Linked DNA regions of Homo sapiens: region 2 is linked to region 1. Evidence: chromatin contacts called from ENCODE Hi-C data. All regions are on one chromosome and are shown on one strand. Each heading gives the region's core, a stretch centred on a gene start or an enhancer-like site at or near the end of the contact. The rest is flanking DNA. Distances are from core to core; before and after follow the strand shown.

What was found. Hi-C counts contacts between places; a loop is a spot of excess contacts on that map. Pooled maps may share reads with other maps.
Region 2: a map of naive thymus-derived CD4-positive, alpha-beta T cell shows a loop between it and region 1 (20-fold over the local background). The contact joins the promoter of NT5DC1 here to the promoter of MAN1A1 in region 1. A Hi-C loop is called at or near these places in 2 of 168 maps with a recorded cell type or tissue (CD4-positive, alpha-beta memory T cell and naive thymus-derived CD4-positive, alpha-beta T cell), 1 of 37 single-sample maps with no recorded cell type and 7 of 50 pooled maps.

Annotation. Positions count from the first base shown.
Region 1 is chr6:119,347,386-119,351,592 of GRCh38, forward strand. It overlaps MAN1A1 (mannosidase alpha class 1A member 1), which reads right to left and starts at 2,376. Exons shown (of 13, transcript NM_005907.4): 1 at 2,157-2,376; 2 at 1,078-1,902. The coding sequence starts at 1,680. RefSeq lists an enhancer at 847-1,196 and silencers at 1,407-1,526, 1,587-1,786, 2,297-2,936.
Region 2 is chr6:116,099,299-116,103,439 of GRCh38, forward strand. It overlaps NT5DC1 (5'-nucleotidase domain containing 1), which reads left to right and starts at 1,555. Exons shown (of 12, transcript NM_152729.3): 1 at 1,555-1,725. The coding sequence starts at 1,633. It also overlaps a transcript of FRK not described here. RefSeq lists enhancers at 1,215-1,737, 1,738-2,258, 3,728-3,797 and a silencer at 1,371-1,630.

The DNA of each region.
Region 1 (4,207 bases), core at 1,126-3,625:
GTATTATTTTTTAAATGGCAAAAATATTACTTCCATTCATATTTTAGAAAATTGAACCAAGATTTGGAATGACATGCTTTTAATGTGGTTCCTACAGCTTTTCTATGTAAAACGCAGGCTGGCACCGTTTCACACAGGGAAGTAGCTCAGAGAGGAGGCATGTCCACAGACCGCGTGGTGACAGGTGACTGGGGGAAGTTCGGACCTCGGGCTTCAAGTCCTGACTCATCACTAACGGGTTCTAGAGCTCTGGGCCCTTCGATCTTCATCTTGAAAATGACAGCCTGAAAGGACTTTTTACGGCCCCCTTCAGCTTTAAGCTGGTCCTGACCTAATCACATGTTTCAAGTTCTAACTGAAAATTACGAGAAGGAAATTAGGAAAGATGTATCAAAGTCCATGTTTATCCTGGATTAACTTTGTCACCATTGTGCTGCTGTGGAGGCAAACCTGTTGCATCACATGGAATACCCTATTTCTGGCTGTGCATTAGAAATACAAGAGGCAGCCGACTGGCTTTTTATATTTTCATTTTTTAAAAAAGTAAACAATAGTATCCCTCGATGATGGGAAGTTCTCAGGTTTCACCTTTATAGTCTGAAAGTACACACAGAATGCCACCTGGCAGACAAGGGCCACACAGCTGAACCCGGGGTATGCTGGCTAGCTTTACCACGCGTGAAGACTCACTTTAAAGCCACGTCCCCAATCCTTACCAGGGGGCTGATCAGTGCCGTCGCTGTTACTGGTGGGGCGATTAACCGTGTAGCGGCCAGAGAATGAGGTTTGCGTATTACCTGCCCATGTATTTATACCCACCTCGTGTGGCTTGTGGTCACCAGAGCAAGAGCATGCAAATTAAAAGCAACGAGATTTGACCTTAGATCTTACTGGACACATCTACTACTATATTGGAAACAGGAAAAGAAAGAGCTTTTGACACAGCACCTGGTGGAAGGGGCAAACCTCCATCTCCCCATACATTGCATTGTTGCAGTCTTCAGAGTTTCAAAGGCTTGCCGTTTCTCCCTGAAAAACACGGCCGGTCGGGAGGGATTTCTGGCGCGGCCCACTCACCTCTTTGATCTTTGCCCTTTTCTCGCGGATGGCGGCGTCGGCGGGCTCCCGGCTCTCCACCCCGATTGGGGGCACGAAGTCCACCGGGGGCAGGCCTCTGAACGGCGCCTTGTCACGCAGCTGGTCCTGGGCCACCTTCTTCTTCTCCAGTAGGATGTCTCTTTGGATCTCCTCGGGCAGCTTCTGCAGGGTCTCCTTGGCTTCCCTGAGAGCCCGCTCGTGGTTTTCGCGGATCCTGGCCAAGTTGTCCTCCAGGGCGGCCTCCGGGTCCCCGGGTGCCCCCTCCTCGCGGCGCCGGGCTCGCCCCTCGGCCGCGTCCTCGGCGCGCGCCCCGGGCCCGGGCTTGTGGTCGGCGGCCGGCTGCAAGGCGGGGCTGGAGTGGAACAGGACCCCGCTGAGCAGCTTGGAGGAGTCTGGCAGGAAGAAGATCGCCCCGAAGCAGAGCGTGATGAAGGCGCTGAATACCAGCAGCAGCACGAACTTCTCCGTCAGGCGGAGGGCGGCGGGGCCCGACCCCTTCCTGCCACCGCCGCCGCCGAGCCCCCCGCCCAGGACGCCGCCCGCGGGGCTGCTGAAGAGCGGCAACAGGCCCCCCACGGGCATCGCTCCCGCTGTCCAGTGGTCCGGCGCCGCGCCGCTCAGCAGCCAAACTTCGCCGCCGCTGGGAGTCCGCGGCTGCGGGGCTGGGTCCTGCGTAGCCAGGCCGCCCGACCCCCTCGGCTGGGCTGCGGATCCTCCCTGGGGGAACAACTCCGCGCCGGGTCTTCTCCCCGGGGCGGCTCCTCGGGCACACAGGCACGCGCGACAGACCGCTGGCTGCAGCCCCTGCGGGGAGAGAAACAGTAAAACGTAGTAATTACGGCGATGATAAAGTTTCCAGCGGGTCTCCGCCCTCCGACTCCTGGCGAGCCTCCAGGACCGCTCCCCTTAAGCAGAGTCCTGTCCAGTCCGGGCACCGCCCTCGCAGCCCACTCTCTGGACTTGGGGTGAAGTTATCAGGTCCCGTGGGTAGGGGAGGGGTGTCCCGCGCAGGAAGGGGTCAGGGCAGCGCGCGAGCACCTCGGGGAGGGGCAGCGCACCTCTGGGCAGGAGGGGCGCAGCGTGGGCGGGAGACTCGTCAACTTCGCCCGCTCCCCATCTCCGCGCTGAGACTGCTGCCTCTTTCCTAGGCTGGGCTGAGCGCGCTGTCCCACGGTCCCGCAGCCCCGGCGCGGCTCAGGTGGGCGAGCGCGCCGACCTGCGGGCGAATGGCAGCGAGTAGAGCAGCACGGTACACTCCGCCGCGGCCCCGCGAGCACTAATCTCACTGCCGGTCTTGGGGCGGTGGAAAGCGAGGGAGGCGACGCGGCCGGAGAGTGACGGCGCGGCCGGGCCAATCACGCGCCGCCCAGGGTCCCGCGGGGGCGGGGCCGAGGCGAGGAGGGGGATGCGCGGGGCGGGGAGTTTACGGGAAGCGCAGCCTCGGCGGGGCCCGGCCGGCGGCGGGGAGGTCGCGGGGCCGGGAGGCGCGAGGTAGGCGGGAGCCGCGGTGAGGAGGACGGTCGAACCCGTGGCTGAGGCCCAGCGCCGAGAAGCGGCAGGCAGAGTTCGGGGTCGGGGAGTTTATCCTGCGCTGGCCTCGGCAGGGGTCCCCGGGGTGGTTGATCCTCGACTGGCCCGGGAGGCGCCTGGGTCCGCGCGGGACCTCTCTGCCTCCTCCTCCGACCCGTGCGGGGCGGTCGGGGGCGCTCCCGAGGGGGTCCCGGGAAAGGCGGGGTCTGGCAGGGGGTCCTGGGCGCTGGGTCGTTCAGAAGCACGGCTTTACTCCAGTTACCCTCTTTTTATCCAAGGCCGGGGTTCCCCGGGTGCCTGGTAGCAGTGAAACCCCAAGTCCCTCGGTTAGGGGAGCCGTGACCCTGGGAGCTTTTGAGCTCTCTGGTATAACATCCTTTTACATCCTAAGAGACACAGTTCTGTGCTTGCTTAGGACTTTTTTCGTATGCGCCCTTTCTTCCCCCAAAAAACAAAAAACCGAAAAAACTTGTATGTCTCTCCCGCCCACCCGTACTTTCACTATTCATTTACCTCATAGAAGTTGGTCAAATTTTCCATTCGAAGACGAGTTTTATGCTGCGGTAGCTTCAAGCAATAAGTCGAACACTGTGTTGAAATTAAGTCTTGGATCCGACTACTTCCAGCGAAGTGAGGAGTTGGTCCAATAGAAATTATTTTCCAAAATGTGTTGTAATTCTCCTGTTGCTCCACAAATAAGGGGTTATCAGAGAGGAAAACGTTGACTGACTTCGCATTTCTGAAAGCTGGTTTGTAGTCGCCTTATTTCATCCTTACCCTTCTCTGGAAATGTGACATTAGTTCTGTTTGTGCTTAAGACAAAGGAAACAGCTGGCACCTTTCGGGAAGGTGGCTCCAGTACAGTTGTTTCCAGGTGTTAAGCTGTATGAGAAAGTAGAAAAGTAATCAGAAATCCTTACTAGTTTTCATTTAATCATTTAATTATTAATTTTAACCATCATTATTTGTCGTCTACTTGTTTTGTGTAAAATGAGTAATACACTCAAAGTTCTTGTTAATAGGAAATTATTGTTTGATAAAGCTGGCTTTATGGCTTGGTTATTTTGATACCTGCTATGAAATTCTATGTCCAGAAGAGTGCAGCATATCCAAGCAGGGTAATAAGTTCAGAAGGACTGAAAAAGAAAACAAAGATGATTTTTCTTTAATGATGGAAAGGCAATTTTTATTTCAAACGATTATGCATTTGTAGGTTGTGCATAGGCTGAAAGGTTTGAATCACTGTGAAATAATGTTTCTAACAACATCCTTAAAACTGAGTTACCTCTTGAATGGATAGATAAATAGGAACTGGGTTAACTACCCCAAACGCTAATCTCTTTATGATCATCCTTTTTTGGAATGATTTATTATTTTAAAAATTATGTTGTAAGAATGGAATTATAGCCCCGGAAATATTTAGAAGCTTTATTTCAAATTAATGTTATTAAGTATTCCAGCAAAACAATAAATTCCACTTTTAAGTATATGTTAAAATGGTGATAAATAAAAGTTATAACTTAATTCTATTTCTGACACTTTAATTTTGATACCAAATCAGTTTGGGCATTTAACTTCT
Region 2 (4,141 bases), core at 305-2,804, 3.2 Mb before region 1:
TACTAAGGGAAGTCCCTAAAGTACCTAAAGCACCTACTCCCACATGAAACAAGATATTCCCCAAGGAAACATGTGCCCTTCAATGTGGCATGCACCTGGAAGTTTGACTTTGGTAGCATTCTATTGCAAGGTGCAGAGGAGAATGCCAAGGTCAATGCTCCAGGGCCAACAAGCTTTTTCCAGCCTCTCCAACAATCCAGCCTTTTCTCTTTTGGTTCACAGACATTGAAAACATGATTGTTGGACTCATCAGTGAACAGCTTAATCTTCTTGAAGATTCTTTACTTTTCCTATTCCAGAGAGATTTGTTTGGGGCTTTTAAGTGTTATAATGGAACAAGTTATCAATTTTATTCAAATGGGTCTACTAGGTATAAGTGTCCTCCTACTCAATTGTACTATCTATTGCACTAAATTAATCCTCTGATTGGTCTATTAGCCTCAGAAGGATTAGTATTTGAAAGGGTTAAATGCAGTTCTCAATCAATTATATTTTCATTATGTCACGACTATTGATTTGTCCCATTAGACACATTGTTCCTTTAAATTGAGAACTGAAGCAGTGTAAACATAATAGATTTGTATTTTCTTTTTAAAATGAGGTACTATGTAATAAAGATCTCAAAGTGCTAGTCCTTCACATCCGGAAATCAGGAAGAGAATTAAATGCCCTAAGGCATACATTGTATGTAATGGATTAACTTTCTCTGCATCTAAAATGGTAGTAGTTATACAGTTCTTGAGAGAATTAAGCAAATGTCACTCAAAACATTTTGTGCTCTATAAACCTTAAACCCGGTTTGCAAAAGTTTTTTGTAGTATGCTCTATATATTTCTATGAAGTTTCTGATGCCCTTTCATAAAAAATTCATTACAATAACAAAATAGGATTATCAAGTAATAACCAATATTGGTTTCCATAACAAGTATCATCTTGCAAAATGGTTCTTCACGATGTCTGATACATTTATTTTCTAACGCACTCCAGGGTATGAAATAGTGAAAGGTCTGTCTTCCACTTAACCACTTAGGAAACCAAGGAATATAAAGTTTTTGGTTTAAACCACTATCAAAGATCACGTGGGTGAAAAGACCTTCCAAATTGTAGGCTAACTGGGTCAGAGGGATATTAGCGGATGAATTTTTTCTATGATCTTACTATTCCTCACACAGGGGTAAAAGGTCAGGTCTAACCTCATGATCTCCTGGTTTCCGAGGCGCCCTGAGGCGATGGAGTGTCCCGGTTAATTTTGTGGTAGCCCTCGGGAAAGGCTACGTGCCTACAGGTCTCAGCTGTGCAGCAGCGGCACCGCTCCTGGACCCCTACTGCCTTCTGGGCTCCTAGGCTTGCGGAACAGATCAGGAGTCGCCGGCATTGGGGTACCAGGAGGACGCGAGCTGACTACCTGACTCCGGGCGGCGCAGGACGCCCGCCGCGCGAGGGGCGGGGGCTAAGCGTATCGAGGGGCGGTGCTCGAGGGCGCGGGAGGCGGGAGAGGCTGCCGCGCCGTGTGCCCTGGCAGCCGCAGCCCCGCCCCGCCGCGTCCGGCCCGGTCCTGTCCCGCAGCGTCCCGCCAGCCAGCTCCTTGCACCCTTCGCGGCCGAGGCGCTCCCTGGTGCTCCCCGCGCAGCCATGGCTCAGCACTTCTCCCTGGCCGCCTGCGACGTGGTCGGATTCGACCTGGACCACACTCTGTGTCGCTACAACCTGCCCGAGAGCGCCCCGGTGAGTGGCGCGGGCTCCGGGGCGCACTGCGCGCAACCTCCATGGCGGCTGGGGCTTGAGTTTCCTCCAGGTTTGGGCAACGGCGGACGCTGCCCGGGGCCTGCGGCGGCCGAGTCTTGCCGCAGAGCGCGGCCTCCAGCGGCGAGAAGGGGCGGAAGTGTGCAGCCTCCGCTCCGCGCCGGTGCCGTGGGGACCGGCACATTTACCTCAGCCATTAGCTAATGTTGAGAGGGATAGGGAAGAACGAAGGAGGGGCAAACTGCGCAAGACCGGGCTGGGGAATCGGTGATTTCTAGGGCCGAGGAGGGGCGGGGTCAGGGGGACTAGGGCTGTCCTTGAAGATCTCACGTCGTGGAACTTTCTCTGCATGTCTTTCTGGACACCAGCTGATTGTGGACACAGCCACTTGATTTGGTACTTGCATTTTTTTTGGCTGCATTTTTCTGTTTGCACGATCAACCACCCATCAGTGTTTAAACTGCAATCTGGGAGAGATGCGTAGTATATAGTGTAGTGTATTGAAAGGAACACTAGTTGAAAAGTCATTAAGATCTTAGCCCTAGTTTTACCTTCTATCAAGAGAAGAAAATACATATTTATTGCGCATCGACTACGTGCTCCGTGCACTTTGAATACATTCCAGTCCTACCAACAGTCTGCGAAGTTTGGGTCCTCACTGTGCCCTGAGGGAGGGGGACATGGAGTATGCATGCTTCCAGACCTGTACACTCAAATTAATTGCCCTCCCTCCACTATTCCTTTGGTTTCCCAATTCCCAAGGAAACTAATTTTGAAAAGTTACCAGATTTTTTTAGTCCAAGATCTAAGCATCCAGACAGAAAAAGAGCTGGTTATGAGTACAGTGGTGAAAGCGAGGACTCCTCAGCCAGACTGCCTAGCTTAGGACACCAGCTCCACTGTTACTAGCTCTGTGACTTCGAGGAAGTTACTTAACCTGTGCTGCTTCTCAGTTTCCCCATCTGTAAAATGGAGCTAATAATTGGATTTACCTCACAAGATTGTTGCAAGGATTAAATGAGTAAGAGATGTATAATGCTTAGAATAGTACCTTGGCAAAGACAAGTGTTTGCTTTTATGGTTACCACCCAAACTATTTGGAAACCTCACAGTTTATGGGTAGAACTCTAGATCACTGGTGCAGACATCAGCCAGGGTTGTGCCCCATTATGGGCACCCGCCAGTTCCTGCACCCACCAGTTCAGGTACACGTTAAAGGTCAAAAAAGAGTGGCTGCCCGAATTTCTCGTGTGTTTTCTATGCCCAGATGCTAAATTTTTTTTTAAATGTCCTTTTTCTGCTGTTACACTTTCCTGCTTTCTTACCTTACAGGTCTGGTTTCCTTAGTCACATTGAGAATTAAGAAGGCTTTTTTACTGCTTGATTCTTTGGCCACTGCTTCCCCTAGGTCTTTGATACATGTTTTCCTTCCCTCTGTGTCTTTCGAATCCTTCCTGGTTCACAGTTTTGTGTGTCTCCTCTTTAGTTACCTTCATTTGGAGGTAATATTGTTAAACCACTGTCATGTTAGAGCTAGTGTTGTCCATAGGTGATCATAAAATTTCAGAATATAAGATTCTCAAAGACAAGAGGTTTTTTTACTGCAAACCTGGAGAATAAGTGATGTTTAAAGCTTGAAAACAGTAACCTATTGAGTTTTGGATCATGTTTGGTGTGGAAATCTTTTTTATTTTAAGTCCCACAGTGTGCTGAGCACCATGCTAGAGCTGAGGATACAGAGATCAACACGCAGGCCTCCAGGCAGCCTTACACAGTAGGCAAAAATGCTGAAGAGTTAGTCTTGGTCCCTTGTGGTGGGTAGTATGACCTGGGTCTTGCTTCACGCTGCCAACAGTGCCTGGAGGGCCTCTTTGCTCTGCACAGAAGCTCTTCATCCCATCAGGCCTCATCTTAAACATCGTTCCCCTTAGGAAGTCTTTTTGGCCCTTAAAGTTTGCCCTTCCATTCTAAGCCCACCTTCAGTTTTCCACAAAACCCTTCATTCCTCATAGCACATGCTGCATGATATTAACACTTCCTGTTTACTTGTTGGACTTCCCCTAGAGCCCAGCGTGATGACTCCATCAGTATCTGTGACAGTTTCTTGTGTGTTCTGTGTGCCGAGCTTAGTGCTGGGCACATACTGGACTCAATAAATAGACTGAATAGATAATAGGTATTTTAATAACAGAATATGATACAGCCATGATTCTAATAAGCATGCTGCTTATATGAATGGATTTAATCCTTACAACGTCCCTGTGAGGTAGATATTATCACCACTGTTTAATCACTTAACAGTGATTTAGTCACTGTTAAGAGAGCATCAAGCAACGGGGCACAGAAGGAAAGTGTATCCAGGGCAACTAAGCGAGGTAGTCCGGCTGTGGATTTCTGC